Linked DNA regions of Mus musculus: region 2 is linked to region 1. The links are chromatin loops, found by intact Hi-C in ENCODE. Cell type or tissue: heart. All regions are shown on one strand. Links, peaks and the distances in the headings refer to the core of each region. The heading gives the core; the rest is flanking DNA.

Region 1 (10,831 bases), core at 1,667-9,666:
CCTCAGCTGCTTGTTATCTATCTCTAACACTCATCTCTAGAATGTCTTCATCTCCCCAACCAAAAAAAAAAAAATCACTCTACTTCAGGCTTTGGAAACCACTAACCAAACTAACAAACAGACAAATAAACAATTTGTTTATTTATCTATTTATCTATCTATTTAGAGAGAGAGAGAGAGAGAGAGAGTGTGTGTGTGTGTGTGTGTGTGTGTGTGTGTGTGTAGCTCAGAGGACAGCTTGCAGAGGTTGGTTTTCTCCTTCTACCACATAGTTAGGTCCTGAGGATAGAATTCAGTTATTAAGCTTGGGGAAAAACTACTTTTACCCACTAGGCCACACTGCACAGTCTCCCTCCCCCCTGCCCTGTTCCTACTTTTTTTTTTAAGATAAGATCTCATATAGCCAGGTTGGCATCAACCTTTCTGTGTAACTAAGGGTGACCTTTCTGTGTAGCTAAGATGCCCCCTCCTGCACTCACCTCCCCCGTGTCGGCATTACAGGTGTGCACCACCACGTCAGGTTCTGTGGGGTGCTTAGGAGAGGATCAAACCTAGGGTTCAGAGTGCAAAACACGCATCCCACCAACTAAGCCCCTCCTGACCCCATCCCTCCTTTTGTATTTACAAACCCGACTGTCCCGGTCCCTTATGTAAGTTGATTTACGTTGTCCTTTTGTCCCGGTCCCTTATATAACTTGATTTACATTGTCCTTTTGTCCCGGTCCCTTATATAACTTGATTTACATTGTCCTTTTGTGACATTTCACTGTTATTATGATCTTAGGCTTTGTCATCGTGAAAAAGTGCTTTTTCTTCTGCGGCATGCTGTAAAGATTGGACCCTCCTCATGGAGTGTTCTCCAGGTGAACCTGAGGCAATGTATGCAAGGCTCTTAGCCAGCTGCTGGCACTGTAACATCCGAGTGTGCATTCTAAGGTTGGTGGACGTTAATACATATGAACTCTTGCCCGTGGGTGTCTATATGGGTATTACAGGTCTGTGGGGAAGGGGAACTGGTATAGCTCATGGGGTGTCCCCCCCCCCCCGCTGTAAGTTTTATAGCTTTGAAGGGAAAGGTTTCCTGGCAGTTGGGAGCCAAGGGATACCACAAAGCCATTCTGCATGACAAATTTCATACAAGAGATTTATTAGAAGGGAAAAACCCAGGAGGGTGGCTACCTCTGCTCAGACAAGAAGCGGCAGAGAACTGAGCAGAAGACAGGCTTTATTTTGGGCTTAGGGGTAGGGGAACAGAACTTTCCAGGGTAGAACTTTCCAGGGTGGGGATTAGTGGGACTTCAAATCCTGATCTTGGGCTTTTTACTCTGTAGGGCGGAGCTGGGCCACCTGAGTGGTGATTATAGCAGTTGGAGATCCTCAGGGGCAGGGCCTGGCCACTCGCACGCCATGAGGGGCTTACACATATATTCTGAGTTCATGGACTCTGGCATTTTTGTACTGTATCTGGAGCTACCTTGAGTCCTTTTCATTTCTTCACTCATTGAAGCCCTGTAAGGATGCCATGCCATTAGCTCAGTCGCTGTCATTTGCCGATGAAACAGTGAAAGTGACTCGAGCTCAGTGGCACTCAATTGCGTGGTTAGCTCTTGGCTTGTACAAGCTGAGCTGGGGTGTCAGTGCAGGCAGTGTGAGCAGAGGGGTGCATCTCACTGGTGGTTCCCTGGCTTTGGGTAGGTAAGCCCGTAGGTCCTACTCCTACTCATCCCCAGGTTTCCAAAGTCCACCAGCTTTACCATACACAACAGTGCCATATTGTCCCTACTGCCTTAGGCAGCCAGCAGCCATCATCAGCTCACACACTCGCTGGGTCAGGTGATCAGGGTATTTGTGGAAAAGGTCCTGGGTGGGAAAGAGACCCACGAGGATGGTGGAATGTCAATGGTAGCGGAGCTGGCTGTTACTGAGTGTGCAGTGTCTCCTGCTGGGACCTTCCTCAGGCCTGAGCACTCATGCACATGATACAAGCTAACCACGCCTTTCCTGTTGCTGGCACTAAGCCCAGCAATCATTGATCCCACGTGGCCCTTGCCCTGTTGAGATTAGAAAAAAAAAGTTGACTCTTCTGGGCCACCTCCCATTCGGGCTTTATTGCTTTCTGGACACCTTTGGTGAATGTCCCCAGTCCTTTAAAAGCGCAGAGTCCGCTAGACTCTACCTCCAGTCTGTGACCTAGAGATAAGTGAGTACAATCTAGGGCAGCCGGCGAAGCTCCTGGTAGCTCTGGCTCGGATCTTCTTGAGCAGATGTCTGGGGAGGTGAGTCTGTTGCCTGGGCAAGGGCACTAAGGATTTGGTCAAGGCTGGGGGTGGGGGCTTTTGTCTTGGGGCCTCTGCCACCCATGTTTCCTGTCTTTTTTTCCCCCTACGGCAGACACCAATGTGTAGTATGGACCTACCTGAGGTCAAGGTGAAGACCAGCATGGCTGGCAGATGCCGTGTGTTCTGGTATGAGCAATACGTACAACCATGTATAGTGGAACTTGTGGGCTCCGCTCTCTTCATCTTCATCGGATGTCTATCGGTCATTGAGAATAGTCCGAATACTGGGCTCCTGCAGCCTGCCTTGGCTCATGGGCTGGCCTTGGGGCTCATCATTGCTACCTTGGGGAACATCAGGTGAGACCAGACCTCATCATTAGCTTAGTGCCAATCTGGGGAATTCTTGGGCACCCACTTATGGTCTTACAAACGTGGGGGTGGGTCATCTAGCTCTGCAGTCTGTGAAGACTATTAAATAGGAGTCATACTGTTACTACATGTTAAAGTTAGCTTCGAGCCAACATATACCCATTGCTAGCTATTGCCTCTGCTCTATACTGAGCATGATTCAGATATTTGATTCTAGTGACAAACTTAAGAAATAGGTTCTGTTATTTCCCGTTTTATATTTGCAAAAGAGAAAAGTCCACATCACTGAGATGAGGTATTTGCTACCAGGTGGTGGAGCCAGGAGTCAAATTCAAGCTGTCTGGCTTAGTGTCCAAAGCCGAGGGATTGTCTTGGGGAGATGGGATCGTGGGGTGCTCAGTATTCACTACTGTTGCTGCTACTCTTTGGGAGTGAATTGGAAAAAGCAAAGCGCCGGGTTTTTGTCCACTGCGATGCACAGAAAGTGCAGGGGCTTCAACCTGACAAGAGTGTTTTGTTTTGTTTTGTTTTTTAGAGGCAGAAAAATGACCATCCCTTGGTTTTTTATCTGGGTAGGAGCCCAGTAGAATGGGTTGATGGGAGGTGGGCTGTTTCCCAGAAGAGCCAGCTGTAATGGTAGACATTCCGATTGGGTCATCTGACAGGGGGACTGGGATAGGGCTGTTCTCTATCTCACTCGAAATCAGATCTGAGTGAGGACATTGAGTTACTGCCCTCTGGGAAGAAACAATGGACAGTTTATTATCTCTTTAAATGGGTGGGTGGGGGTGCAGGAGTTCTGGGCAGGGTGAAAGGCACATGACCTTCTATCTAGGTAGGCCTGGTGGCTTCCTGGCTGGGCAACCAAGGCGAGCCTCTGAGCTTGTGTTTAGCTGTGTGATGCAGAAGAGGGCAGCATCAGCTTCAGTGAAGCCCGGAGTATGACCAGCAGGCAGAGATGCCTGCTGAACACGCACCAACATCTTGCTTTTGCAGTCAGCTGTACCGACTGTAGGTACAGCACTTTGGCCACATTTCTGAAAGGCCAGAACAAGCTCTGAGGAGTTGGAGTAAACCATGGATGTTCTCTGTATGTGTTTGTCTCTAAGGCCAACTAGGGCCTGGGGTTAGGGCCTGCTCCACCCATCTGCAGCTACCTTTGCTCCTCTCACCCCAACACAAAGCTCTTCGTGGAAAAACGGGAGCGATTTGCACATTTCTGCTTATGGAAGGGACTGGGCTGACTCCAGCCTGCAGGCTCAGCTTGGAGGACAGGCTGAAGTACATATTCCCAAGGGATGTCCCTGTGGTGAGCCTTGGAGCATGTCCTCATGGCTTCCTTCTCTTCTTGGTTGTAGCGGTGGACACTTCAACCCTGCTGTGTCGCTGGCAGTCACAGTGATCGGAGGCCTCAAGACCATGCTGCTAATTCCCTATTGGATCTCCCAGCTATTTGGAGGGCTGATTGGGGCTGCCTTGGCTAAAGTGAGTGGTCCCTGCTGGGATAGGACTAGTGGCTTGGTACTGATGGAGTCCCCTTTCCCCTCTCTTACCTTTGGGTTTGCTTGAAATCTTAGAAATCTTTCTATTAGTCAAAAAGGCTACTTCCCGGGCCAAGGAGATGCCCCAGCAGTTAAGAGCACTGGCTGCTCCTCCAGAGGACCTGGGTTCAGTTCTCAGCACCCACATGGCAGCTCACAACCTTATGTAACTCCAGTCTTAGGGCTCTAACACTCTTTCCTGGCCTCTGTGGTTACTAGGCATGCACGTGGTGCCCTAGCAGGAGACTTGAACATGCCAGAGAAATGGTCTACCATAGAGCTTCATCCCCTGGATGGGCTCTGTATATAATTCCTGGGGCTCCTTCCCTCCATCCCTCCTGCTCCCCCTCCTTTCTATTCTTCCCTTCTCCCTCACTGTTGACTTCCACCAGTGCCTGTCCCCATGAGACTGACTCACTTTCAACCACTCACTCTGTTTTCTCAAGGCCCTCAGGTCCCTCAATGTCTTCATCTTGGAGAGCTTGAGGCAAGCTAGTTTTGCGCTCTTTTTCTCAGCGAAGATTATTTAGGGGGACTAGGGCCCAACACCCATTATCCTCAGTTTTCAAAGGTGCAAAGCAAGGCTCAGGGAAGTCTTGCAGCTTCTTCGGTTATACATGAAAAGGGGAGAAGCTGGGAAACAGACATGGCTCTGCCCAAATGCAGATGGGTGGGAGCACGGACCTGTGTCAGCTCCCAGCGTCTCTCGTCTAGGCTGAGTGGCTTTTCCTCCACAGGTGGTGAGTCCAGAGGAAAGATTCTGGAATGCATCTGGGGCAGCCTTTGCCATCGTCCAGGAGCAGGAGCAGGTGGCAGAAGCCCTGGGGATAGAGATCATTCTGACAATGCTGTTGGTATTGGCTGTGTGTATGGGTGCTGTCAATGAGAAGACAATGGGCCCTTTAGCCCCATTCTCCATTGGCTTCTCTGTCATTGTGGACATCCTGGCAGGGTAAGTATCCCTCAAAAGTGTGATGGCTGCCCCGTGGCAAATGGAGAGTGGGCTGGCTTTAGGCAGGCAAGAGGCAATGGTGGGTAGGTGGTATCAGGCAGTGCTAGGTGATTTTTGGCTAGAGAATATGGCCACCCTTCTACTTCATTTAGGGCTAAGTCAGAGGTCTGGATGAAAATTCCTAATTTCTGTAATAAGAAATAAAGCATTCCCTCGGGGTGTTGACTCTGTCTTACAAAAAATGATCTCTAACCCTGGTCTCTTTGATTTCAAGCTTCTTGTTAGTTTTGGGAAGGCATTAAGGAGACTCAGGAAAGATTTCTCCCTTGTATAGGTAGTCAAACTGTGGTTCCGAAAGGCAAGAAATGACTCAGGGTCACTGAGAGTCTAAAGAGACAAATCTGGGACAATTATTCACATCTGCTGAAATGTAAGAGGTCAACACCAAAAGTTCAGTTCCTTTTTTTCATTTGGACACAGAACCAAACCTTTCTCAGGCTCAGGGCTCTGTCCCCTTGAATGGTCCGGGAATGCCGTAGCTCAGCAGTAGTGGTGCTTTGCTGCCACCTAGTGACACTTGCTTCACTTACAAGTGTGCTCCCCTACCTGGATGGGCTTCTGGACACAGAACCCACTGAAGGTTATAGATCAGCCTGAAGGCACTGGGTTTGGAGACAGAACCCAGAGCTGAGGTGTGCCTTGGAAACAAGCTCCTTCTGGAAGTAGGGCCCAAGTCTGTGGCATGAGGTCCTCAGTGTGCCAGACACACTTTAGTAACCATCAGGACATGCACATTGTGTCATTTGTTCCTGGCTACAGCCTATGGAGTGGATACTGCCACCTCAGTGGATATGTAGAGAGGTTAGACAAAGGTCACAGAGTAGAACTGCCCGGGCTGGACTTTGAATGTAGGTCAACTCCAAAATGGGCGGAGCTCCTTGGACTTTGCTTTCTAGACTTTGGAAAGGAATGTGCTCCACTTTCCCCTCCTGTCGTGACTAAGCAGGTGCTTTTGCTGACCATTTGTTCTAGAAGTGTGTATGTATGCGGAGGGGCTGATATGATGGTCATGTAGCAATCACCCTTTGTCAGCCTAGAGCTAAGCAAGGCTCCCTTACAGCCTCTGGGATCCACCCAGGGGCCCTGGTATGGGCGTTTAGAGAGGATGTCTGCTTGAGGCTGGCTGTAGGCCTGATTAAGGATGTGGGTTTGAGGTAGGACCTTCTGAGATGCTGGTAACTTGGGTACCTATGTGTCTGCAGTGGTAGCATCTCTGGAGCCTGCATGAACCCTGCTCGTGCCTTTGGACCTGCTGTGATGGCTGGCTACTGGGACTTCCATTGGATCTACTGGCTGGGCCCCCTCCTGGCTGGCCTCTTTGTAGGACTGCTCATTAGGTAGGAGGGTGACAGAGAATCTACAGCTACTAGATTGGCATTCACATAACCTTGGAGGAAAATGGGAATCTTCAGAGGGAAGTGTGCTGCCTCTGCCTAAGGCCTTTGGCTCCAAGTGATAGAGATCCACTTTGCAAGGGGAACTAACTGGCTCTTAGGATTGAAGTGTTCATGGGTGTCACTGGCTCCAAGTAGGACTCAAATGTGTTTTGAAGGACTTGGGATAGTCCTATGGGTGGGTAGGCTTCATGTTTAGGTTGGCTTTAAAATATTTTTTTATCTATTTTTTTTACAACATATTTAGATAATATTCTTTCCCCTTGGAGCACCAATTCCTCCCAGACCTTCCCTATCTTCCCTTGGCTGTGTCTGGGAGGGCTGAGTCTGGGCTGGATGCGTAGCCTTCTTGTAACATTACCCACTGCAGTCTAGAGGCTTCAGGCTATGCCTGGAGCCGGGTGTAAAACACCACTAATCACTCCGTTGCTGATTTCTGAATGGCTACCCATACACACCCTTCTGGATAAGGTATGTGTGGGACCAGAGAGGAAACTGCCCACCCACTGCCTGAGAGGACTCAGCTCAGGAAACCACCCGTCTAGAGAGTTCTGGGCTTAGAGATTTGTAATGGAGAGCTGGGTCTTTCTTGCAGGGGAATAGAGACCTCACAGGGCAATTTATTTTTAGGCTCCTCATCGGAGATGAGAAAACCCGCCTAATTCTAAAGTCGAGGTGAAGAAGAACTGCTGGCGACGTTCCCACTGCCTGGAGTCCTCAGCTGCTTGTCCTAAGTTGAGGACGGAACAATTCCATTATCTCCTGCAGGACCTGAGCTAACAGGAGTCACCATGACAGCAGCTGACCTAGGCCTGGCTTCTCAGGCAGGCAGGCAGGCAGGCGGCTGCTGCTCTGTCCTGAGCATGCTCCTGGAAACCTGGAATTTCTCTGTGCTCATGGAGTGGGCCTGGGGCCCAGCCTAAAGACAGGTAGAGACCGCATAGAAAAAGAGGGTAGGCCTCTTTTCTTGCGAGAGGGCAGGGATTAGAAGGGCTGAGAAGGTGGAGAATGCACACTGTCCATTTCTTCAGTCCTCTTTCTTTTTTACTAGGTTGGGTTTGGAACCCAATTCATGCACACTAGGTGAGCACTTTGCTACTGAGCCCCTGCTCTCCACACCCTCTTTTCTCTTGATTACAGTTACAGAAGGTCTTTCAGGAGCCCAAAGATCTTGCTTCCTCAGCTCCCAATCTGACTTTGTAATAAATGGCTTAGCATTTCATCCCAGGTGTCTGTTGACTTGTCTTTTGTTTAAGACATGGGCACTGATGAGGAGGAAATAAAAGTCTGGGTGGAGAGGCTGGCTTGCAGAGCCAAGGTAGGTACTTATATGGTCCCTTTCAGAGTCTGTCTGCACTCAGATGGAGCCACTGTGGCATTAAGCCCAGAGCACAGTGTTCATTTACTTACGCTCTAGTTGGAAAACCTGCTGAAAATTGAATGTAAAACCCAGGGCCTTGGTGAATGCCCAGTACTACCTGGATATGGACCAATCCATTCATTGCACTCTAGCTAGGGATGAGGTGGGGGTGGGGCAAAGATGCAGGAATTCTTCATGGAAGGAGAACAGCAGCAGATAGCATAGACTGATGAGCCACTGGCATGTGGGTGAGAGACGTGAATAGAATAAAGAAGGGATAAGGAGACACAGTAGTAACACATCTTCCAAGTGGAGCATGTATCTACTCTAAGAACCATGGGGCATGGGTTTGATTCTCAGAACCCACATGGTGGCTCATGAGTGTCTCTAACTCCAGTCTCAGGTATGTCTGGCTCCCCACTCTGGTCTCCTGGGAATGGCATACACACGGTGCACAAACCTAAATACAGGTGAAACACCCACATACCTAATCTAAGAACACATCAAAAAGATCATCCACCATGGTCAAGTTGGCTTCATGCTAGAGATGCAGAGTTGGTTCAACATACAAAACCAGATAAATATAATCCATCACATAAACAGACTGAAAGAAAAAAACCCCACATGATCATCTCACTAAACTCAGAAAAAGCCTTTGGCAAAATCCAATATTGCTTCATGATAAAAGTTCTGGAGAGATTAGGGATACAACGGACATACCTCATCCTAATAAAGGTGATTTGCAGCAAGCCCACATCCAATATCAGCCTAACATTGGCCAATATTAAGCCAATATTAACATAGTTCCATTGAGACCAAGAACAAGACAAGGTGTCCATTCTCTCCATACCTGTTGATTATAGCACTTGGACTCTTAGCTAGAGCAGTAAGCCAAGTGGAGGAGATCAAGAGAATAGAAAAGGAAGATGCAAAAAAAAGAGTGTTTATTTATAGATTATATGGCTTTGTGCATAAAAGGCCCTAAAAACTCTGCCAGGAAACTTGTACAGCTGTTAATACACTCAGAAAAGTGGAAGGGTACAAAATTAACAAACAAAAATCAGTTGTCTCTTTCTATACACAAACCATCAGTAGTCTCCCTGTATACAACCAGTGCCTTCCTATATACAAACATCAGACTGGGAAAGAAATCAGCAAAACAGCACTATCTTACAATAAGCTAATTCCAGCCCCCCCTTGGGATAAGTCTAACCAAGAAACTGGAGGACTTGTATAATAAAAGCTTGAAGAATTGAAGGAGGAAACTGAGGAAGATATCAGAAGATCAAAAGAGCTGTGCTCATGGATAAGTAGGGCTAATACAGTGAAAATAGCCATCCTACCAAAAACAGTTTACAGGTTGAATGCAATCCCCATCAAAATTCCAAGGCAATTCTTCACAGAAATTGAAAAAAAAAAGTTTAAACTTTATATGAAAACTCAAAAAAAATCCAAGATATCTAAAACAAACGGTGGGAAGTATCACCATCTTCCCACAGAAGTGCACTACAGAACTATTGTAATCAAAATTGCATGGTACTGGCATGAGAACAGACATGTTGGTCAATGGGATCAAACTGAAGATCCAGACATATTCCACATATCTGTGAGCACCTGGTTTTTGACAAAGAACCTTTAAATAAAAAAACACTGGAGAAAAGACAAAAAATGGTGGTCAAATTGGATGGGTGGTATTTGGAATAATTCGCAGAGATCCATACTTATCAACAGACACAAAACTCAACTCCAAGTGGATCAAAGGCCCCAACATAAAACCAGATACCCTGAATCTGACAGAAGAGAAGATGGGGAGTCAGCTTAACTTGTTGACATAGGAAAAGATTTTCCTAACAGGGCACTAAGAGCACATGCACCAAGAAGAACAATTAATAAATGGGACCTCATAAAACTAAAAGGCTTCTGTATGGCAAAGGACACCATAATTTGGAAAAAGCAGCAGGCTGCAGAATGGGGAAGATATTTACTAGTTACATCCAATAGAGGGTTAGTATCTAAAGTATATAAAGACCTACAAAAACTGGACATCAAGGAAACAAATAACCCACTTTAAAAATGGGCTACGCCAAGTGTTCTCAGAAAGTGGAACACAAATGGCAGAGAAACACCTTAAGAGATGGATGGCCAACATCTTTAGTTATCAGGGAAATGCAAATCAAAACTACTTTGAGTTTTTTTTTTAATTTTAATATTACATGAGTCAGAATGGCCCAGATCAATAAAATAAATGATAGTACATGCTGGCAAGGATGTGGAGAAGGGGGAACCCTCATCCATTGCTGGTGGGAGTGCAAAGTCATACAACCATTATGGAAATCAGTGTGGCAGTTCCTTAGGAAGCTGGAAGTAAAGATTTATCTCAAGATTCAGCTATACTCCTCGAGCACACCCCCAAAGGATTCTACACTGTACTACAGACCATTGCTCATCTGTGTTCATTGCTGCTCTATTTATGATAGTTAGGAATTGGGAATAGCCTAGATGTCCATGAATAAATACTGAAAATGTGGCACATTTACACATGGAATATTACTCAGCTGTTAAAAATGAAATTATGAAATTATCAAGGTAAATAGATGGAACTAGAAAAAAAAATTACCCAAGTGAGATATCCCAGACACCAAAAGACAAACATTGTATATTTTCCCTTATATGTGGATATTGGTTTTTAAGCCTTTGGTATGCATGCTACAGTCCATATACCACAGAGGTGAGGTATCAAGTAAGGGATATGGGGAAGAGGTGGACCTCCCAGGGATGAGGAAATAGAATACATAGTTATGGAGAAACAGGGAAAAATGTAGTGGGAGAATTAAATGGTGAGGGGATGGAAGAGAGGGTTAAGGAAGAGGATATGG
Region 2 (10,831 bases), core at 1,918-9,917, 260 kb before region 1:
AGGACTTCTCTACTTGGCTTCAGGTTTCCTGGTGTGGTGCCAACACAGCTACCTGTGCGAGAGACTGGGAGGAGCTATGGCCAGCAAGCTCTACACACAAGGTAACCTACACATTCCAGAGAGAACCCCACACCCCAGAAAGAGGAGACAGGAGATGAAGGGGATATAGTTAGGGACGCCCCCAACCCCCTTTTTGTACTTTTGAGATAGGTTCTTACTGTGTAGCCCAGGCTAACTTCAGACACACAGTCCTCTGGCTTCAGCTTCTTGGGTGCTGGGGTTACAGGAATGCATTACTTCTCTGGGTAGAGACTACCATTAATGCCCTGGGTATAAAAAGATGGACATCTCCTGGGACGGCCTGGCTCTGTCCTCCCATTCATTACATGCTAGAAACTTGATGCTCACTCTCATACGTTAATGGTACTTAGAGCCTTTGGAAAAATGAAAAAAAAAATCAACCCATCCATGCCTTAATGGATTATTGGGTATGGAATGTGACTGTGCGATAAATGTAACCTCTCTCCTGAAAGCTTACTCTGACTCCGCGTTAAGACCCAGCAAGAAGACCCTTGCCAGATGTCAAATACAAGCCGGCGCCATGTTTCTGGAATTCCCAGCCTCCAAAACCGTGAGCTAAATAACTCTATTATTTTTTATAAGTTATACAGCTTCAGATATTTTGTGTCAGCAACAGAAAGAAGACTGAGGCGGCAGGCAAGCAAGGAGAGGGCGGTCTAGAACAGTTGGGTGGCTGCGGGGCATCACACGAGGACAGGAAGCCTTGCTTCTGTCTGGAGCTCAGGGGTGGAGTTGCATAAGGAAGCTAGGTTGGAAGCCAATGGGAGAAGGAGGTGGGGAATGAGATGGGGGCCAGGAACTGCACCACTGCGCATGTGTGCCCTTGAAAAAAGCAGCTAGACCATTCGGAATACACACCAAGAGGAGTAGAGGGACCTCAGGTGGGGATAGCCAAAGGGGAGTTCTGAAAGGCGGAAGTCACGGGGAGGAGGTGGAAACAAGAAGCTTCCTGCTAAGGAAGAGGAGTTTCAACATCAATGAGATAGACTCTTCCAAGGCTAATTTTATATTTCAGGTCGATTGAACGATGGCATTGCAAGTATATAATTACTATTGTTCTGCATGTTTCTATGAGGCTCTGATTGGGTCTGATGAACAAACTGAAGGCTCTGCTCCATAATGTAGGTGGGGGGTCACACAAAATCAGAGATTCACCGAACAAAACAGCGAGCTACCTCAGCGCTGGGGACCTCGGTAGTAGATAGCCAGGGAAGGAATGGCTAACAGCTTTTTCAGAATCTCCAGTCAGCCCATAGTCCACCGGCACATTTTACACTTGCCAGCCTCTACAAACACATGAGCAGGTTCCTCAAAGTCAAACACGAAGGCACGCCCCCACCCCACCCCATACAGAGAGAGAGAGAGAGAGAGAGAGAGAGAGAGAGAGAGAGAGAGAGAGAACAAAAAAATAAATACAAGCTTACAAAAAGATTGAAGAGAAGGGGAAGGAGGAGAAGGAAGGAGAGAGAGAGGGGGGAGGGAAAGGGATGGGGAGGGGAAGGGAAGGAAAAAGAGAAGGAAAAAGAAGAAGCAGCAGCCCAGCAGGGCAGTGGTGCTGCACGCCTTTAACCCCATCACTTGGGAGGCAGAGACAGTTGGGTCTCTGTGACTTTGAGGCCAACCTGATCTACAGAATGAGTTCCAGGACCACCAAGGCTGCACAGAGAAACCCTGTTTCAAAAACAAACAAACAAACAAACAAACAAACAAACAAAGCTAGTGCCCTTCTCCAAGAAGCTTTTTATTAGAAAGAGCCTAACCATTCCATTGACAGAGTTCCCACTCCATAATTGACTCCTGGGTCAGAGGCGGCTGGTTGTGCTCAGGGGTGCTAGGGGTGCCAGGTTCCTAGTAGACTGCCGGCTCTGTAAAACCAAAGCATCGAGCGTGCTCAGTGTCCAGCGGGCCCCACTGACAAGCTCACACCTGGCTCACCACTGTTTGCTAGATCTCCCCCATTTGCTCCACAAACTGCCCTTCCCCGCTCTGGGCAACCAGTTGACTGGGTCTTGGGCTGGAGTAGAACCCTACCTCACCAGGTCCTGAGCATGCAGCCTAGGAAGTGCTCTAGCATTGAGCCACCCCAACAGACAACGTGTCACTATGTATCCTGGGCTGGGTTCTAATTCTTTTTGGGGTTTTTTTGGATTTTTTTTGTTTTTTGTTTTTTCGAGACAGGGTTTCTCTGTGTAGTCCTGGCTGTCCTGGAACTCACTCTGTAAACCAGGCTGGCCTCAAACTCAGAAATCCACCTGCCTCTGCCTCCCAAGTGCTGGGATTAAAGGTGTGTGCCACCACTGCTCAGTTAAAGATTGATTGATTGATTGATTTAATGTATGTGAGTACACCACCATTGCTCTCTTCAGACACACCAGAATAAGGCATCAGATCACATTACAGATGGTTGCTAACCACTATGTGGTTGCTGGGAATTGAACTCAGGACCTCTGGAAGAGCAGTCAGTGCTCTTAACCACTGAGCCATCTCTCTAGCCCTGGGTTGTAATTCTTGGTTTTCCTGCCTCTGCCTCCTGAGTGCTGTCAGGAGTGACTCACTCCACCTGTCTGTTCTGGATCTTTCTATAACTGGAGTTGGTCAATCTGTAGGCTGCTGGGTCTGCCTGTATAGTTTTGAAGTTCTTCCAGGATGCAGTGTGGATGAAAACCTCGTTCTTTTTTATGCCCTGGTAGTAACCTCTCTGACCGTCTAGAATATGCTGTGTTCACTGTGTTGGCATTGCAGGGCTTCCCCTCTGGGGCTGTCAAGGACAGGGTTTCTGTGAAGTATCAACTGTCCAAGAGAAGTGTGGACATATCCTTCTCCCCACATCCCAGCACCCACAACAGCAATGGAGGCACCACATTGTGATGTATGCGATGGTGCTCAGGGCCTTCCTTGTACATGCTGTTCTCTATCACCGAACCACGACTCAACCTTTGCGGTGGTTTGAATATGCCCAATTACATGCTGTCCTTATAAGAGTTGCTTTGGTCGTGGTGTCTGCTCACAGCAGGAGAACCCTAACTAAGGCATCCTTGTTCACAGGCTTTGTTTTTCTTGTAAAAAAGTTCTGTCTGAGGAGGGGGACATGGCAAAGGGAGAACCAGAGCTTGCAGTGCAAACATGAGGATCTGAGTTCAAACCCCCAGCCCCCGTGTAAACACAGCCAGGCATGGCCACATGCAACTGTAACCCCAGGGCTACAGGGCGTGGAGACAGGAGGCTCACTGGACTCAGTGACCACCAGCCTGGCTGAAAACATCAAATTCCAGGTTGGGTGAGAAACCCTCAGGGCTGGAAAGATGGCTCAGTGGTTAAGAGCACTGCCTTGGCTGCTTTTCTGGAGGAGACAGGTTCAATTCCCAGCACCCAGATGACAGCTCACACTTCTCTGTAACTCCAGTGCCAGGGGATCCGACACGCTCACACAGACACACATGCAGGCAAAACATCAATGCATATAAAATTAAATGTAAATTATAAAAAAGAAGAAGAAATAGAGAAACTCTGCCCTGTACGGGAGGGCACCTCACATGACCCAACATGCATGCCTGCACATGTTTGACACATAACATAAAAGTTCTTTAATCAATAAATGAAATAAATAAAGTTCTGTTCTCAGGTAGAAACATGGCTGTGTTTGCTTCATTGCCCCTAGTGTAACCAGTGGTCCTTACAAAGAGGAAGACAATGCCCCTCCCCCAGTAATAATGTCACTTGAGCCAGCTAATTTTGCCTACTATGCAGTATTCCAGTAGCTCAAACAGGTTTTGCAAGCATTTGTTGGCCAATAGGCCAAGTGTGGAAGCAGGAGCCCCCACTCTCCAGTGCATCTCCCCAGAATAAGCCCTCAGTGTATATAGGAGACAGAAGCTGGTGCCTGAAGGTTTCCAGGCAAAGCTGCCCATGCCTTCTGAATGCAGGGCCCACCACAGAGCTTCACAGAATTTCTGTTTAGGAACTAGCAGTGTCAGCCTATCCCAAGGATAGAATTTTGGGACCTGGGAAGTTAAAAAATGTCACCATCAGAAGGCCCAAGTCAAAGGTCAGTGGCTTTGACAAGAGTGATCTTCAAGTCCCTGAGAAATAATAACCTGAGTGAACTGTTATTGTCATAGCCCACAAAGAGATGCTAGCTACACAGAGTTGGCAGAAGGCCAAAACTGTGTCACACAGTGCACATGGGCACATGAACACACACATATACACTTAGATACACATACCTGTCTTCGACACAGGATTGGAATTCTCAACTGGGATCAGGGATAGCTGGAAGGTACATGATACACAGACACAGTCTACTTTTCAGGTACAAACTGACAGGCAAGTTTTCAAGGCTTAAAGTTTCTCTCTCTCTCTCTCTCTCTCTCTCTCTCTCTCTCTCTCTCTCTCTCTTTCTCTCTCTCTTTTGGTCTCTTTCTCACTCGCTCGCTCGCAGCTTGAGGCTGCACACACTCTGCATTCTCCTGCGCACTTGCTTTTCTCCTGTGAGCCTTTCTTTTCTTGAACTCCTACACACCTCTGTGCATTTCTCTCTCTCTCTCTCACATACACACACACACACACACACACACACACACACACACACACTCCAAACATACCTCACACACACTGCATGCACTCTCCTTTACTCACAGGCATACACACACTTCTCACACTCTCAGTCACACTCTCTCCACCCACTCTCCATTCAACCTCATGCACACCTCACTCGCTCTCCTCATGCTCTCCCACCTTTTTCTTGTTCCAGTCTTTTATTGATACTCCAAAAAGCAGGTAGGGGGGAAAAAGGCATTGTATAATCATTGCCAAATTAAAAGAATAACCCCACCCCACAAAGAATTAAGAATTAAGGTTTTCCCCTAAAGTTTCAAGCTTTCCCTATTCCCAGACCTAGACAGGACAATGGCTGTTATTTTGTGTTTTGTAGGTACATGGGTCCTCCAGGCTTGTATTTTTCAGTGTGTATGGTTGTCAGCTTCCATAACATCATTTATCTATTATTTCATTTGGCCCTTTAATTAATTAACCTATTTAATTTATGATCTATATTTATTTTCTATTTATCGATTGATTGATTGTGTCTGTGAGTTGGGACAGCTTGAGGAAATCAGTCTCCTATGTAAGGTGAAGGATCAAACTCAGGTCACCAGGCTTGGTGGCAGGAGCCTTTACTGAGACATCTTGCTGGTCTTGTTTTTCATTTTTATTGGTTTTACCTTGAAACTAGGTATCAACTGCTTGATATGTGTGCATGTGTGTGCTTGTGAGTGCGGATGGATCACGGTGCGAGTTGTGCTCGCCTGAGTGCGGATGGATCACGGTGCGAGTTGTGCTCGCCCATGACTAAAGAATCGCTGGGAATCGCCTTACGTGTAAGTGGAGAAGGCAGCCACAGGGGGGCGCACAGAAACAAACTAAACCAAAACAAAACCCATAAAAAACCCACTTTACCAACCTCGGTTAGAAGAGGGCTCAGCTGGCTTTCCCACGTAATCCTACTTCAAATTTAAAACCCCAAATTTATACCAGCCAGTTACTTCACTGATGACTCTCTTATAAATCTCCTGCCTGGAGAGCACAGAGGCCTCACATCTCTGGTCATCTCCTCACTGCCAATGTGACCACCCGCCGTGAGCATCTGCAAACATCTCTTCTCAAACTTTAATGTCCATGGACAAAACTAGAGCAGCTGTTCTCAACCTGTGGGTCATGACCCCTTTGCAAGGGGGTTAAACGACTCTTTCCAGGGGTCATCTGAGACCACTGAAAAACAGATTTATCCAAAAACATGACTCATAACAGTAGCAAAATTTTAGTTATGAAGTAGCAAAAAAAAAAAAATAATAATGTTATGGGGCTGGAGAGATGGCTCAGTGGTTAAGAACACTGACTGCTCTTCCAGAGGTCCTGAGCTCAATTCCCAACAACCACATGGTGGCTCACAATCATCTGTAATGGATCTGATGCCCTCGTCTGGTGTGTCTGAAGAGAGCAAAGTATACTCACATACATAAAATAAACGAACAAACAAATCATCTTATGGTTGGGGTCACCACAACATGAGGAACCGTATTAAAAAGATCACAGCATTAGGGAGGTTGAGAACCACTGCCCTCAGGGGTTTTGTTCAAATATAGAGCTTGATTTGCAAGGTTTGGGATGAGATCAGAGGATGCTGCCACGATAGGCCAGAGAACTACAAGCTTGGGGCGGCATTGAAGCCTTCAAGAGAAGGAGGTCAAGCACACAGAACTGGGCTGCTGCAGTCTGTCTCTGATTGCCACTGTAAGTGATCCAGGGGTGCCTTACTCGCTCTCCTTGGGGATTCACATGGGTTTGCTTCATCTACTGGGACCAACGTATTACACTGTCACTCTCCTGTCACATCCAGGGGAGAGGCAGTCACTGGGGTGCTGTACAGCCTTGGTTCCCAAGGTCCACACCAAGCGTGAGTACATTCCACTGGGGAAAGCTCTCACGAACAGTGAGACTGTGGCACACCTGCAGGGCTACTAGGTGCAATTTGGTCTCAGGGCAGGGTTGTGTAATTGGAAAGGGGTCAAGGTAAGTTGAAAAGGATAAATTGCATCCCTGCCTCAGATAGGATCCAAGATGCTAGGGATTGCATGGAGACACACAGGGAGCAGGTCCGAGTCACATCAGACCATGCGCTTCCCAGTTAATCCTTATCCAAGACAGCTACAAGAGGTGGTGGGTCTGTGGACTTGTCTGTCCAGCACATCTGCTCCTTTCTAGAAACTCCAAACCAGTTTCCTTCCAGAAACAAGTGGATGCATGGACAAACTCACTCTGTCCCTCCCTAGTTGAGCACGTGACCAAATGGGAACCAAAGAGAGACTAGCCGAGGAAGTCAAGGCTTGTCAAATCTGTTAAAGAATCTGTTTCCCCCTAACCTTGAACCCTTGAGGACATCAGCTGAGTTTTTCAAGATCCTAATGGAAAAAATGTTTGTTAGAGAGTAAAGACAAGACGAAGTCTATCTGAGACGCCACACTGAGTGGCTGGAGTAGGTCAGACCCTAAGGTGTGGATCCAGAGCCACGTGAGCCAACCTATCTGCTTCCAACTACTTTGAACTGAGGCGCTCGATTGCCTGTGCTAACTAATAAAGACACCCACCCCCCCCATGCAATGCCCGGTCATCCGTGGGCAAAACAATGTTTTGCTTGTTTCTTCGAAAACTTTTTTTTTTTTTTTGAAAGAGAAAACTGCTAAACTCAGAGGCTCTTTCCCCTTAGATACGTATTAACTTTTTATGCTGTTCAAAAGTAGACCTGTACACTTTTGTGTACAATTAATGAGATGGAGCGAGCCTGTGGGAAAGTAACCTCACCCACGTGGCCCTGTCCAGGTCCTCCTGCAGAGAGCAGGGTGCCATTTGAGACACATTCCAGCAAAGAAGTTATCACACAGTAAAGGATTTCAGTAATGATTTGGGGAGTGGGCACCTCCTTGAGGTAGTCGAGGCAGGGTTAGCCAAAGGCTGGTGACTGACCTCTGCTTGGCATTTTCAGGAAGCAGTAGTTTGTAGAAACAGAAGGAAGCCAAGCTGGCCCCGCCTTCCACTGTCAGCAAAGGGAGAGCCAAGGAGAGGGCACACTTCTCACTGCTTGTTATGAGATGAAGGTTGTTATAGTAGCGAGCACTGCAGCATTCAGAGGGCGCTGGCCCTGGTATGTTACTGGGCACTTTTCATCAGGAGGCTAAAGCCAGGAGGGGGACACATTCAAAGCCAGCTTAGGCAGCACTGCAAGTTCTACCTGGGCAGCTTAACGAGACTGTGTCTCAAACCAAACACACAAAACCAGCAGCAGAGGGGACATGGTATAACTCGTGACCTATGAGTATTTGCAACAAGCCAATTCTTCTTCCAGCCAAGGGTAGAAAAGGCACAGACTGTGTGTGGCTGTGGTGTCAACAGGCGCCACACAGGCAAGTGATGCTTCCCAAAGCACCGTTGAGGGTCCCATATCTGCCTTCTCGACCTTAACACAGCTTCCTATGGGATGTGGTGATAGTGCTGGAGCTAGGTGTTTTGAACTGTCAGTGAATGTACCTGAGAAGTTCAGGAGTGGAGCCTGGTTATGAGCCAGCAACACCAGCTGTCCTGAAAACGGTTAAGCAGAAAGCATCTTTGTTTCTCACAGAGCAAAGCTCGGCACTTGGCTTGTGTTCTCTTGCACCTTCAGCCCCATATGTCTTCCTGCCTCCTTTTTCTTACAGATGTGCATCTCTTACAGATGTGCATCAAGGTTGAGGAGGCAAAAACAACCTATCCAGGTCACACACCAGCTGAATCACAGGAGCCAGAATCAAAGTGGAGGGACAATGACATCCTAGGATATTGTGTCCATCCTTCCTAGGCCGAGGATGGAGTCACTCTGTCCTTCTAGAGAAAGATGGCAGAAGCTTCATTTAAAACTATGCCCTGTACTCACCATAGGCCATTCCCTCCGTGAGCTTTGGGTGGGCATGCTAGGGCCAAACCCGGTGCTGCAGTAACACGAGGCTATTCCAGTGTGGATGTGAAGTGGCTTGTGTGTTGAAGACCTGGTCCCCAGCTCTAGGTCTAGCCACTAACGGAAGATGACATTCCAAGGCTCTGACTTAATGGATGGGTTTAGGCATAGATTGACAGCAGGTGACATCCTAACTACAAGGTTTAATTGAACACTGGCCACAGACCCCAGCTATGAGGGTCATGCAGCTGGCCCCATGCCGACTCAACCCCATACCAAGCATTCAGCAAAAACACCCTGCGCTCCAGACTTGTGATAGTGCGAGTTTTGTTGTGCTGATATCTTAGTTTGTTTTCTGTTGCCGTAACTGAATCTGAGAGCCTGGGTAATGTATAAAGCATATAGTTTTATCTCCCCATAGTTCCAGAGGCTGGGAGTCCAACGGGAAGGATTACATCTAGCAAAAAAACTTGCTGGATGAAACTCTAAGATTCTTTTTCATTTTTTTTTAAGATATATTTATTTATGTGAGTACACTGTTGCTCTCTTCAGACACACCAGAAGAGGGCATCAGATCCATTACAGATGGTTGTGAGCTACCACGTGGTTGCTGGGAATTGAACTCAGGACCTCTTGAAGTCAGTTTTCTTTTTTGTTTGTTTGTTTCTTTGTTTTTTGTTTTGTTTTGTTTTTTGTTTTTTTTTTTTTTGAGACAGGGTTTCTCTGTGTAGCCCTGGCTGTCCGGGAACTCACTCTGTAGACCAGGCTGGCCTGGAACTCAGAAATCCAACTGCCTCTGCCTCCCAAGTGCTGGGATGCCACCAGTCAGTACTCTTAATCACTGAGCTGTCACTCCAGCCCCAAGGAACACTAGATTCTTAAGGAAGCCCAGAGTACCACATGGTGAGAGTGGCAAGCACTCAAAAGGTTAAGCCATCTTGTGGCTGGCCCCAAGTCATGGGCACAGTGTGAGACCTCTTTCCTACTGGCTACAGTCCCCCCAGTGGTCTGGTCCAGCATCTCTGTGCGGCATTGGGAGTTAGAGGTGGGAAGCAAGGAATTCCCTGTTGAACCCTTAGCTCATCAACATGACACACAGCAGTTATACCTGGGACAGCCCAGTCTCAGCTCCATGGATCACAGGTTACTGAATGGAGTTCCTTATGTCGGGTCAGTTTCCCTGTGCATCGTCACGCATAGTTTCCCCCCTGCACCCCCTCCTCCATACTTCCTTAGTTGTAGCTCTTGTTTCTAGATCACTCCCATGAAAATGAAATTTGGGGGGGAAGGGGGAAGGGCAGTGGAGGGGGGAGGGGTGCTTTTATAATACACGCACTCAAGAGATAACCACGGATCCAGAACCGACATCCTCAATCCTAAGCACTTTTCCCCAGGTCTCACCTCCAGATGCCTTGAACCTCTGACCCGGAGGATAAAGTTTTCCACAGATTCAGATACAAAGCGCAGCGCTCAGCGTCCCTTGATCCTGTTCCACTCTGATAACACTTCCAGTGTGGTCACATTCCACTTCAGACCTCAAGCCCTGCCAGTGTTGAGCTTTAACCTCAACCCCTGAGGTTGGAGTGCTTACTGATTAAGGTAAAGGGGTCGTGTGCTTTAACAGCCTCCTTTGCAGTGCCCTTTCTGGTTAATGGAGATACAAACGCTTGCACTAATGCAGTGCCTGCTGCCCTTACAGGCATCCCAAGGTCGGCCCTTATCAGAAGACACTGTTGGTGTGTGTGTGTGTGTGTGTGTGTGTGTGTGGGCATGTGAAGCCCTGAGGTCCGTGTTAGGTGTCTTCCTGGATTCCTTGCCACCTTACATTTTGAGACAGGGTCTCTCACTAAACCTGAAGTTTGCCAATTTGTCTCTGTCCCACCCTTTAGCCCTGGGATTACAGGCACACACTGCTGCATCTGGCTTTTCTGTGGGTGCTGGGGATTGCACTTGGGTTCTTTCTGGTACTCACAGGGCAAGCACTTCACTGACTGAGTCCTGCCACCTTTCACACTTAAACCCCGCGGCGGCTCTGGGTTTAGGCAGGATGTGTTTCAGAGAGTTCACAGGACAGAGATGCAGCATGATACAGTGGTTCTCAGACCTCTTGCCTGGGGGGCAGGGGGGCTCACTTTGAAAGATTCCAGAGAGCTTTTGCAGTCAATATTCTGATTGTGAGCTACCCTTGGATGCAGGAATTTATGTTAGGTAGACTATTTCCAGAGTTATTAGACACTTAGGAAACCAGTCCTAAGATGGCAACACCCC

What was found. Hi-C counts contacts between places; a loop is a spot of excess contacts. Peaks named below come from ENCODE experiments on the same cell type or tissue, not always from the same donor. Only the 100,000 strongest peaks of a DNase experiment are listed, where the experiment ranks them.
Region 2: it touches region 1 in a loop (11-fold over the local background); 41 of 42 quality-filtered maps call a loop at or near these places.

Annotation. Positions count from the first base shown.
Region 1 is chr7:123,460,183-123,471,013 of GRCm38, forward strand. Aqp8 (aquaporin 8) reads left to right here and starts at 2,112. Exons shown (of 6, transcript NM_001109045.1): 1 at 2,112-2,276; 2 at 2,392-2,636; 3 at 4,007-4,133; 4 at 4,927-5,141; 5 at 6,404-6,538; 6 at 7,226-7,821. The coding sequence starts at 2,265. The coding sequence ends at 7,274. In heart, for the core only: CTCF peaks have their summits at 1,941 and 5,719 (motif pointing left); a DNase peak (open chromatin) is centred at 1,949; H3K27ac peaks cover 297 bases.
Region 2 is chr7:123,200,006-123,210,836 of GRCm38, forward strand. No RefSeq gene overlaps it. Among named protein-coding and RNA genes, the nearest start is that of Slc5a11, 9.4 kb to the right of the region's middle. In heart, for the core only: a CTCF peak has its summit at 5,480 (motif pointing right); no DNase peak of the experiment used is centred there.